Regions from separate parts of the Mus musculus genome. Here region 1 is linked to region 2. The links are chromatin loops, found by intact Hi-C in ENCODE. Cell type or tissue: gastrocnemius. All regions are shown on one strand. Links, peaks and the distances in the headings refer to the core of each region. The heading gives the core; the rest is flanking DNA.

Region 1 (5,181 bases), core at 478-4,477, 180 kb after region 2:
TGCAAGGAGGCTTTGGTGGGCAGGGAGATGAGACAGTGAAACCAAAGGCTGGGCGCAGCAGGGAGGATGCCCGCTGTCTCCTCCAGTCTAGTTCTTTGCCTCATGGTAGGCCAAGTCAGCTGCAGGGGGATCTGGGTAAGGAAAAGGTACCGCTCTCCACAATCTCCTGTCTTTAAGTTGGAAGCAAAAAAAGGTTTCCTTTGTTTGGGCTGTTTTTTGTTTTGTTTTAATGTGTGGGTACTGTGTTGTGATTAAATGCTTGGCTCTGAAAGGGAAAAATCATGTTATTATAAAAAGATAAAAAAATAGAGCTTGATTTTTTTTTTCAACCACAGAAATTTGCCTGGTAAGCTGTGTTACAGGACAGGCCTTAGGACTTGGGAGGAAGCCTGGACAGAATCACATTTCTTATTCAGTGCAGTCCATGTACATGTGCGCAGGCACCTGGCAGGGGTAGGCATGGTGTCCTGAGCCTCTGAACAGAAATGCCTTTCCTTGCATCGCCATAGCCAGAGCTGCCAGCATCCAAGTGGGTTGTGGTAAATTTAGACAGGGAAGAGTGTAACCTCACAATTTGGGAGAAAAGGAGAGGCAGGGCACTTAGTTTTAGGGGACCAGAATACTCCTTTGCCTTCAGTAAGGGTAGCAGGGAGGTTTGTTTTTTTTTACTCACACCGCAGATGTGTGGTTTGCATGGAACGGGGGGGGGGGGGGGGGGGAGGGGGGAAGCAGCCAGATGAGCTGAGTTAAGCTGGCACCTGATGGTCATTCTTCACTCTTGAGAAAGCAGCAGCAGCAGCAGCAGCAGCACAACCCCGCATGTGGGCTTCCAGAACCAGCAGCCCTGAGAAGATGGAACCTAGAGAGAGGCTGCTGAGAGAGGACACCAGCAGTGGAGCATCATGAACGACAGCGTCCTGGAGAAAGTGTGTGTGTGTGTGTGTCTAATGCCTGCTGGAGAAGGATAGGAAGGGCCCATGTCTTCAGTGTGAACTAAAAAATCCAAGACATGTTCTTACTGTAGGGTGCTGGAGTCCAGGGCAGCTGGGTAAAGTCATCCAGGTCACTGTGACTCCTGGGGAAGCTGTTTTACTTTCATGCCACCTGTAGCTTGGGACCTTGTGGACAGGTTGGTTTCCAGGAATTCTGAGGATGCTCTGGGTGCCCTTAGTTCAGGAGAAGGCTGGGTCCTCTCTTAACATAGGTAAGGGAGATTACCAGAGACTCACTTAACAGTTACAATATTGGTTTCCTAATAAGTTTAAAAAACCAAAACATTGCCACAACGTTGCGAAGGCAACAGGCAAAGCTGTACCGCCAACACACCGAGTCACCTGCTCTTGTCAGGCAGCAAGACTGGAGACAGTGCTCATTGGGCCAGGTGCTTGGCTGGACAAAGCAGGGCTCTCATGGTTCTGAGGGAGAGAACACTGGAGTGGTAGAGGCCAGCAGATGGACTCCATGATGACCCACACTTGGTGTCCTATGAGCCAAGGGCTCCTGGGGTAGGAACCCAGGGTCAAAGTCGTTCCTACTTAGGCGTTTCATCAGAGCATCCTGCTGGCTCCTTTTGACCTCAGCTCTGTTGGTCTCATCTATTCAGTATCCAGACAAGTCAGCATTTCTATTTTCATGACATACTCGCTGAAGGTGAACGCACATGTAGGATAGAACATACATAGTCCCACTCAGGATTTTCTGGAGCCACTGTCCCCGTACCTCATACCACATCCCCCCTTTCCCTGGAGTGGAGTCCTTTTGAAGCAGAGAACCTAGTGTTAGCTGTCTGGTCCTGCTGACTCCTGGAATTTAGAAGTAGGAGAATGGAGGAACAGAAAGTTTAGTGTTTAAAGACTTCATAAGCAACGTTTTCGTTTGGTTAAAAAGCATTATTGAGATTTATAGTACATTCTAAAACCGATTAAGCAAATTACAAAGTGCAGATGGTAATAAAATGCAGTGTGGGATACGGGAGATGAAATGGTGGGGAGAGGCCACCTCAGACAAGTTAGTGGGGTGTTGGGAAGGAACCTGCTTTCTCTTGTGCTCTCAAATAAACTCGAAGTTAACCGGGGAAGGCCACTTCTTACTGTAAAATAAGGCGTGCTCAAGCCAAATGGGGCTGGTAAGCACACAGAGGGCCAAGCTGGCCTGCCTTTTATCCTTAACGCAAGGGGGAGCTTGGCTGCTCCACTGGCTGAGGTTCAAAATCTCACAGTCTACCCTAGCCTGGCTAATTTGGAAAGCATAGAGAAGGAAATGAAGGAAAGAGGAAACCGGCAAGAGCCAAGGCCTTTACTTCAAAGTTTTACAGAGCAGGGGAGATGAAAAGATTTGAAAAAAAGTTTTACAAGGTGGGGGTGACCTAGGGAATATTGGCTCTTGGTGGGTTAGCCACCTTTGATAGAAAAAAAATCCCAAGCAGCTCATTTCTCACTGAGAAACCTTTATTGCTAGGAGGGTCTGAGAAAGCCTCTCACTGCCTGAGCAGCCCAGGCTGGTTTTGAATTCCTGACCTATGCTGGAGAGTTGACTCAGTGGTGAAGAACACCCAGGTTTGGTTCCCAGCACACACACGGTGGCTCACAACTGCCTGCAACTCCAGTTCCAGGGGACCCAAAGTCTCTTCTGGCTTCCATGGGTACCAGGGACACACATACAGTGCAGGCAAAACACTCCTATACTTAATATAAAAACAAAACCTTTAAGAAATAATCCATAGCTCTCTTCCTCAGTAGGAAAGAGGGAACCTGAGAACACACGGGGGAGCTGGCACTTGGTGCACACAGCCTTGAGGGGGCAGAAGATTCTAGAAATTTGACTTGGAATCTTGAGGCGGAAGAAATGCTCAAGACCAGAGGGAAATAACGTTCTGGGTATCAGTGGGTAAAGGAGGAAGACACAGGAAAGCCACCCCAGAAAGATGGCAGGAGGCTGCATCTGGGTTCGAGTCCTCCAACAAAGGATCCCGCATTCACTGAGCAGTACAGATTTTATGGCAGAGACGTGACAAGTTCGGGCCATTTCAGACTCGTGTTTAGGAGAGCTGATTCCGGTCATCTGGATAGATTGCAGCTTTACAATTTGTAGCTGGGTGAGTTGGGGGCAATTAACTTTGTTGTGTTCCTCCCACTCCTGGGCAGTGTGTGTAGTTTATGGGGGCGGAGTGCTGACAAAGGCAGTCTGGGTCACTATTTCTAACAGTATGTTGGCAAGCAAGGCCTGCATACCTGGGTAGGCACCATGTGAGCTATTTAAGTGCCGTTGGCATCAGATGATCACTCTTACAAAGGAGAGAACATATTGCTGGTTTTAAAGATGAGGGCTATCAGAGGATTCCAGTCTAAAAGCAGTCATGTCCAGTTATGACAGATCTAAGCCATCTCCCAGTGTCACAAGGAACCACTGTGCTGATCTGGCAGGTGTGGAACAGCTACTAGCACTTGATCCATAAGCTCCCTTGGACTGTGAAACAAGCAAGAGGGCAAAGGTCTGATTGATTGACAGGCTACTGTCAAAGGGAAATGGGAGTGCCTATACCCCCAAAGACACAAGATACTAAATTAGCACATAAAAAGTGGAGGAGGGGGTTTCAGTAGGGTTCCTAGACACACAACAGCTTCCTGCCAGATGTGCAGCGCTGGGACCCTCAGCCACTCCCATCTGCTCTAGCAATCAATCCAGACAAACGGCACAGCATCATCTGCTGCTCAGAAGACGGACAGCATGCTTTCTTTCTCTCAAAATTACATTTTGCTCTCGCTTTGCCTTCTTTGAAGCCTCCCTCATCCATTTGAGAGATTACTCCACTGGCTTGTTGGGAGCAGATGGCTCAAAGGTAAAATGTGGATGTTAACCCCACCGTACACTCATAGAAAGCAAGCAAGGGCAAGAGCACCGGGGTGGCCTTTTGCGCTGGTGTGGATGCACTGCTCTGCCTGCTTGAGGCCAAGTTATGGACGGTTTGACCTGCAGAGTTTCAAGCGCCTGCTTAGATGCCTTGCAAACTTAGTGAGCCAAACGCATACAGGTAACAAGCCAAGAATTTACTTCTAAATTTGTTGCTCAAGTAAGCAAATATTTTAACTCACAGTCAAAACTTTCTCTGAATGCCATGGAATGTGTATAAGCATTCATGTTGTGTGTGTTACTATAAACACTAAAGAAAACATACAATCATTCACAACAGAGTAAAACCTCCACACTTTGGAAAAGACTTGAATCTTGAGACATACCACCATGAGTCAGAAGCTTGTGACTTGTCTTTAAAAAAAAAAAAGCAAGCAGCTTGCTAGTGTGGTACCAGGCCTCTGGGGCTTTACACGTGCTTGGCACAAAGGAAGCAAATGGATTATCTATGTGGGAGCTCTGGGCAAAATGAAGATCAAAGTCAAAAAGAAAAAACCAAACTCACTTTATTTAAAGACAATGATTGGCATACAGAAGGTATGCACCAGCATAAAGTCAACTTTCATGGAAAAGCATTAAAATCCATTATAAATTAATTTATTAAATAGGTATTTGGTATAGGTGATGGTTTTATTAGATAGTACTCATTCATACTTATTGCCAACCCCTCCCCCAAAGTCAAAACAAATCAGAAAAAAAAAATCTCATAACTTCAATTTACACTAAATAATTTATTTCCCCCATCGTGTATGTGTTCTGAAATGTGACACATGACACAGCTCAGCTGGTCATTCTCCATCAATCATAACATGACAGGACACGAGAGGCTAGAAATGGCTCATCATAATTTATTTTATGTTAAAATGTACAGCTTTTGTTTTTTTGTTTTTGCTTTTTCTTTTTTTTGAAGTAACTGACTAAAAAGAGAACAGGTAGATACAAGAGTCCCGCTGGCTCCTATTTTATACAAGGCCGCGCCCGCCTCTCCTGCTTGGCCCTTACTGTCACCTGTCCAGGTACAAAGGCTAAAAAAGGACGCAATAGAAACAGACACAAATAACTTTTCTGCTTTTTTACATGCGATTTGTAAGCTTAGTTTGAGCTATTCACAAGCTACTTTTCTATTTTTCCTTAAAAAATAACTCCAATATTTTATAAAGATAGAAAAATCTACAGATGGAATGAAAATGTAAAGTTAGAGGCATTTCCATAAAATAGCAACTTTACACCAAATTCACTATTTTTTTTTAAATCCTGCCAAGTATTTGGACA
Region 2 (5,181 bases), core at 427-4,426:
GACAGGGCTACAGTGCCTCAACCTGATTTACCTCATAAAGAACCGTGGTACTTGGGCACGTGGGGAAGGGGTTGGGTGTTCCTACCCACGTCTGCTGCTCTATCGGGTTCTACTTCCCATCAAAAGTCCCACCAGCCCTCTTCCCCTGACCATGCTCCTCAGCAGGAGGAAGAACCAGTGAGGCTGACGTGGGCTTTCTACTCCATCAGGCCAAGTTCCCTAGGGAGGGCTGGGGCAACAGCTTCATGTTAGGCCTGCCTGCCTGCCTGCCTGCCTGCCTGGGACTCAGTATTTCTATACTGCAAGTACTGCGACCACGTTGGCTTGTCAGTAAATTCATTAGCCCATTACATAGGCTTGAATTATTCAGTTCTCAGGAGTCAGCCACAGAAATTCAGGGAGCACAGCTGATGTGGGCTTTAGTGGGATGGATGAAGTCGGTGCTGGCCATGCCTGGTACCATGATACTGGTTCTGGGCCAGAGAGGTGGCTGGGACTGGAAGACACTGGAGATCTGACCAGTGGCCCTGGGTGGTCCTAGAGGTCGGGAAGTCTAATGAGAGGTCCTTCCCTCTGAGCACTCCACTGAGCATGTCTCTGGGGCGATACCTGTTTCATCCAGGAACAACACATCTAACCTCCACCCTTTCCCAGCTTTGTGACCTTCAGATAATTACTGGCCTTTCTGAGTCTTCAGTATCTTTGTGTGTGTGTGTGTGTGTGTGTGTGTGTGTGTGTGTATGCTAGATGTTCCCAGTAACTATTCTTTCCTTTAACTTTGCAAGTGATTTGTCATAATTACAAACATAAAAACAATTTGTTGGCAGAAGTATGACCATGTGGCTGTGGTCAGAAGAGGAATAGTAGAGGTCTATAGGGACCCTTCAGAATGTTGTTCTGTTTATGAAAAGAAGGAAGTGAGTCCCGTTTTGTCCCTTCCTATTTCCTGATTATCTGAGGAAGATAATTTGTAATGGCCGGAGCTCAAGCAGCTATCTTGCCCCAAAGAGAAGCCACGTGATGAGGAAGGCATTTCCTGCAGGATAGTGTGGTCCTTAAAAAATTGTTAAGTCCTGAAACTAAAACATCTGAGTTCAAATCCTTACTCTGCTACTTATACGCTGTGCAATGTGGGACAAGCTGCTTTACCCGTCTGTGTTTCGGCTCTCACATCTATGAGATGGGGCTAAAATGGTACCTGTCCCTGTAGACTAACGGTATGAGGATTAAAGGGGCCAATAGGAAATCCTAAGGAGTGATGGGGACGCGGTAAGTATTAACTGCTTTGTCCTGTTTACACACCTGGCAGGATTCCCTGGACCGCTGTGAAGTTCCACTTCAGAAACCTTGCCAGGGATATTGTGAGGTCCAGCTAGGGTAGAAGCAGCTTTCTCTGCAAGGGAAAAAGAAATATCAAGGACCCTTGCCGGCGTGGTGGCACACACTGTAAGCAGGAAGCAGAAGCAGGTGGCTCTCTGTGAATTCGAGGCTAACCTGGATTACACAGTAAAACCCTGTCTCAGATGAGAGATGAGAGAGGGTAGAAGGGGACAATCAGGACTAGAGAAGAAAAAGGAAAAGGAAAACCGTAACTGGAGCAGTTGCCAGCAGGGGGCGTGCATGCTCCTCTTTCTAGACTGGCTCATTCCGGTGCCAAGTTGCAGCCACCCCTAGAGTGGCTGGTTTTGGGTGGGCACTTTGAGTGGGCAATACTTCCTGGGGGGCTTAGCGCAGTAGCATTGAAGCCTCCCCGCAGCTCCTCTCTCCACGCTGAGATGATGCTGGCCTCTGCCTGCGTCTTCCTTCCTAGAAAAGACGACAGACACTTTTCTCAGAAACTCCTACAGGCACGGGAGCTGGCTACAGATGCCAGCAAACGTGGAAGACCTGTCAAGTGGTGATCCAGGAGAAGGGGAATGTGAATGTTCGGCGGTGGTTGTGGTGGAATCTCCCGGAGCTATGAGGGCTGTGGTAGGCGCTGGGTTTTAATTAGAGCAATCTTATGGTAGGACATCCCAGCCTGAGCCTCTGGGCCTCTTCCACGTGCTATTTGGAGAGACTTCTGTTGTTTGTAGTAAAGTCGAACCTGATGTTTGCCACAAGGTGGCGCTGTGGCTTGTTATCAGAAGACCCTGCCTGGCACACTGTCCTTTCTGAATCTGCTCATTGGAGGAAAGAGGCAAGGGGAGGCCAGCCTCCTTATAACCATTCGGGGAAGCCTGGAGTTTGGGCCAGGCAAAAATCTGACCCCAAGGCTTCTACCGTCGATGTTACTCTTTGGATCATTATCTTAACCGGCAAAAGATGCTAAAGTTCCTAGCCAGCTCACCTGAAAACGGGGAGATAACGAAGACTTCACATGAGTCCCTGGAAGCAAAGGAGAAGGCAGAGAAATCAGAGGCATCAGAAGACGCCATGACTGGCCTCCAAGGTGGATAACTCTCAAAAGAAGGACGTGAGTTGTGCAGACAACTCCCGCGCTTAGAGGAGAGGCCCCCCTCACTCTGAGAACTGCCATCCTCGGGAGATCCTGAGTATACAGTGCTGACCTCACAAGGGTTCCTTCCCTCACAGACTCAGGTCCATGCACTGGTATTTTTAAGCTACTGGGTTTGTGGATATTCATAATACAGCAATAGAAAACGCCATACCCACGGCAGTCAGTGACAATACATGTAAAAAACCAAGTTAGCGAAAGCAGCATGGTGATGGACCCTGTAATTCCGACACTTGAGAGTCTAAGGTGAGAAGAACAGAAGATCAAGGATAGCCTGGGATATACAGGGAGAGGCCATCTTGAAAGGGGGTCAGATTTCAGAGTTCTGGGTCCATAGTCATTCAGCAAGGTGCTGTGTGTGGACATGCTGGCCCTGTGCCTCGTGGTGGCAGGGGGAGTTGCCACAGGCTGTTTACTTCGTGAAGAATGGGAAGCAGAAACAGAAGGAAAGGTGGGTCCCAATATTCGCTTCCTTGCCACACCCACAATGACCCAGCTTTCTGTAACTAAGCTCCACCTTCAGTATCCCCAAACACAGGCAGCTCTAAGAGCCAAACCGTCACAATCCCATTTTATCCATCTGAGAGGTTCTGAGCTCAGGCAGGCTGGGGTCACTGGGGTCCCACAGTTGAACCTAGGTCTATCTAACTCTGGAGTCCGTTACTGCTTCCCTATCTGGCCTCTCAAACGAGGAGGAAACTGAAGCACTTTGGGTGTTGCCAGTGCCAGCTGCCCAGTATCCAAGCACAGAAGGTGCCCCAGTTGCTGGGTTCCTCCCCGGTCAATTTGAGGAACCCAAGAAACCCGTTCTATGGTCTACCTCCCTCCTCAGTCCACTAGGGTTCCCCAGAGGCTCAGCCTGACCTCCCAAAGCCTCAAATTAAGATGCGTTACTTTCCCAACTTTCCCTTCAGAATCTGGCAGTCCCGGCCCGGACATGGGGAAGCCAAGCTGCAAGCTTCTCTGAGAAACAGGGGCAGGACGCCCTGGGAATCCACCCAAGAATATCTTCACAGCCCAGGATAAAGGGAAACTAACCAAATATGGAAAGGGCCCTGGAGGGCCCAGAGGGACGAAGAAGGTTCCTGGGGGCCACAGAGGGACGGGAAGCCAGCAACCCTGAGGGATTCTACTTCGCGCTGTGACTTCTCTTTGCACTAGGAATGAGTAGGAGCCCCTGTGAGCTGAATCAGTCACAGTTCAAATAGGTTGACTGACAATGTTTAAAACAACAAACCCAGATGTTTGTAAGAATTCAAACAAAGACCCAGAAGCCCCGGCCACACTGGGCCATCTTTCTATCTCGCAGTGAGTACTGAGTGGCTCCGGTATCCTCTGGTGGAACATGAGCACTGTAGTGACAGCCCCCATGGGGCCCTATCGCCCTCCCCTGACTTGTCTCACCAGCCTGGCTCCTGGAGACACAAGTTCCCAGTCCTCCGGTTCAATTGAACCTTCTGCCTTCACTTGGTGCCCTGTCCTAGCCAGGCTACTGCGGGGTAGGGCGCTGGCTCTGAAGGAGACAAGCCCACCTGATGTCAGCAGGGCTGGAAGAAGCAGAATTCGGAAGGCATGGGGCAGAAGCACAAGGGTCTGTCCCAGCCCTGTGTCTATGAACAGCTATGACCCAATTTGGCCAGACATGCCCATTTATCTGCATGCACCCAGTTCCGAACCCACTGCCAAAGAAAGGGATCAAACCCTGCCTTGACTTTAGACTCAGCCTCCTACAACAAGGCCCTGCAAAAGATCGAGAGGCACTGTCCCTGCATAGGAAGAGACAAGAGATGAAGACCAAAAGGAGAGGGAGGTGGGAAAATTAAATTTTGCGTGATCAGCAAGGTTTCAAACAATCGCTCGCCAGCTGAAGTGGGTGCCACGTGAATAAGTCATTCTGTTTTATAGACCATTAGGGTCTCCAGAGAGAATCTGCATAGAGACCAGTGCTTTCTGTTGAAATTAAAATGTCAGAGAAAAAGAAATAGAACAAAACAGGGAATCTGCAATTAATTACCAGGCCATAAAAATTCAATAATCAGGAGGCAGAGCGGCCACAGGCCCAGAGGTATCAGAGCCAGCGTAACAGGAATGGAAGGCATTAATCTTTTCAAATTAGTTTTTTAATCTGACTGGGATATATGGTGACATGGCTCCCTCCTCGCCCGCTTCCCCCACCTCCACCGCTCCTGCCTGGAGCCAGGTTGCAGGAGGAAGGCTGTGAGATGCACTGAGAACTTGCAAGCCATCCCGGTCCCCAGATATGGGGAAGAGGGCTCCGGCTAAGGACAAGGACTCGGTGCCACAAGCCCGCTGAAGAGGCCTAGCGGGGACACGGCTGCCTCTTCCCTCTGTGTGCGTCCCAGGGAGGTACTGATAAAGACGGTGGAAATTTAGGAGGGCAAGGCGCTAGGCAGTGAGCTCGGAGAGATGATCAATTCAGGACTTTCCTTCTCTTGAAAATTGGAACAACACCGCTGCTTCAAGGGATGGCTGGGTGTTGAGCACCTGGTACCCAGCAGGTGCTAAGTAACAGCTTCCGGTTGTCACGTTGTTATCACTGGCCGCAGTGTGGCCCCGTTGTTATCACTGGCCGCAGTGTGGCCCCGCCAGCACGTATTTAGTGCCTGCTGTGTGCTCAGCCCTAAAGGAACTCACATTTCTTCGGGCCTTACCTGGAGAGCATG

The links. Hi-C counts contacts between places; a loop is a spot of excess contacts. Peaks named below come from ENCODE experiments on the same cell type or tissue, not always from the same donor. Only the 100,000 strongest peaks of a DNase experiment are listed, where the experiment ranks them.
Region 1: it touches region 2 in a loop (5-fold over the local background); 6 of 42 quality-filtered maps call a loop at or near these places.

The regions. Positions count from the first base shown.
Region 1 is chr14:21,671,690-21,676,870 of GRCm38, reverse strand. It overlaps Kat6b (K(lysine) acetyltransferase 6B), which reads right to left. Exons shown (of 17, transcript NM_017479.3): 17 at 4,393-5,181. It overlaps Dupd1 (dual specificity phosphatase and pro isomerase domain containing 1), which reads left to right. Exons shown (of 4, transcript NM_001013826.2): 4 at 1-299. Among named protein-coding and RNA genes, the nearest start is that of Dupd1, 40 kb to the left of the region's middle. RefSeq lists an enhancer at 1,171-3,431. In gastrocnemius, for the core only: no CTCF peak of the experiment used is centred there; a DNase peak (open chromatin) is centred at 2,173; H3K27ac peaks cover 139 bases.
Region 2 is chr14:21,850,459-21,855,639 of GRCm38, reverse strand. A430057M04Rik (RIKEN cDNA A430057M04 gene) reads right to left here. Exons shown (of 3, transcript NM_176925.3): 3 at 1-1,806. The coding sequence ends at 1,643. Among named protein-coding and RNA genes, the nearest start is that of Comtd1, 4.1 kb to the right of the region's middle. In gastrocnemius, for the core only: CTCF peaks have their summits at 1,610 (motif pointing right) and 2,107 (motif pointing right); DNase peaks (open chromatin) are centred at 1,371, 1,620, 2,106 and 3,415; H3K4me3 peaks cover 1,475 bases; H3K27ac peaks cover 3,007 bases.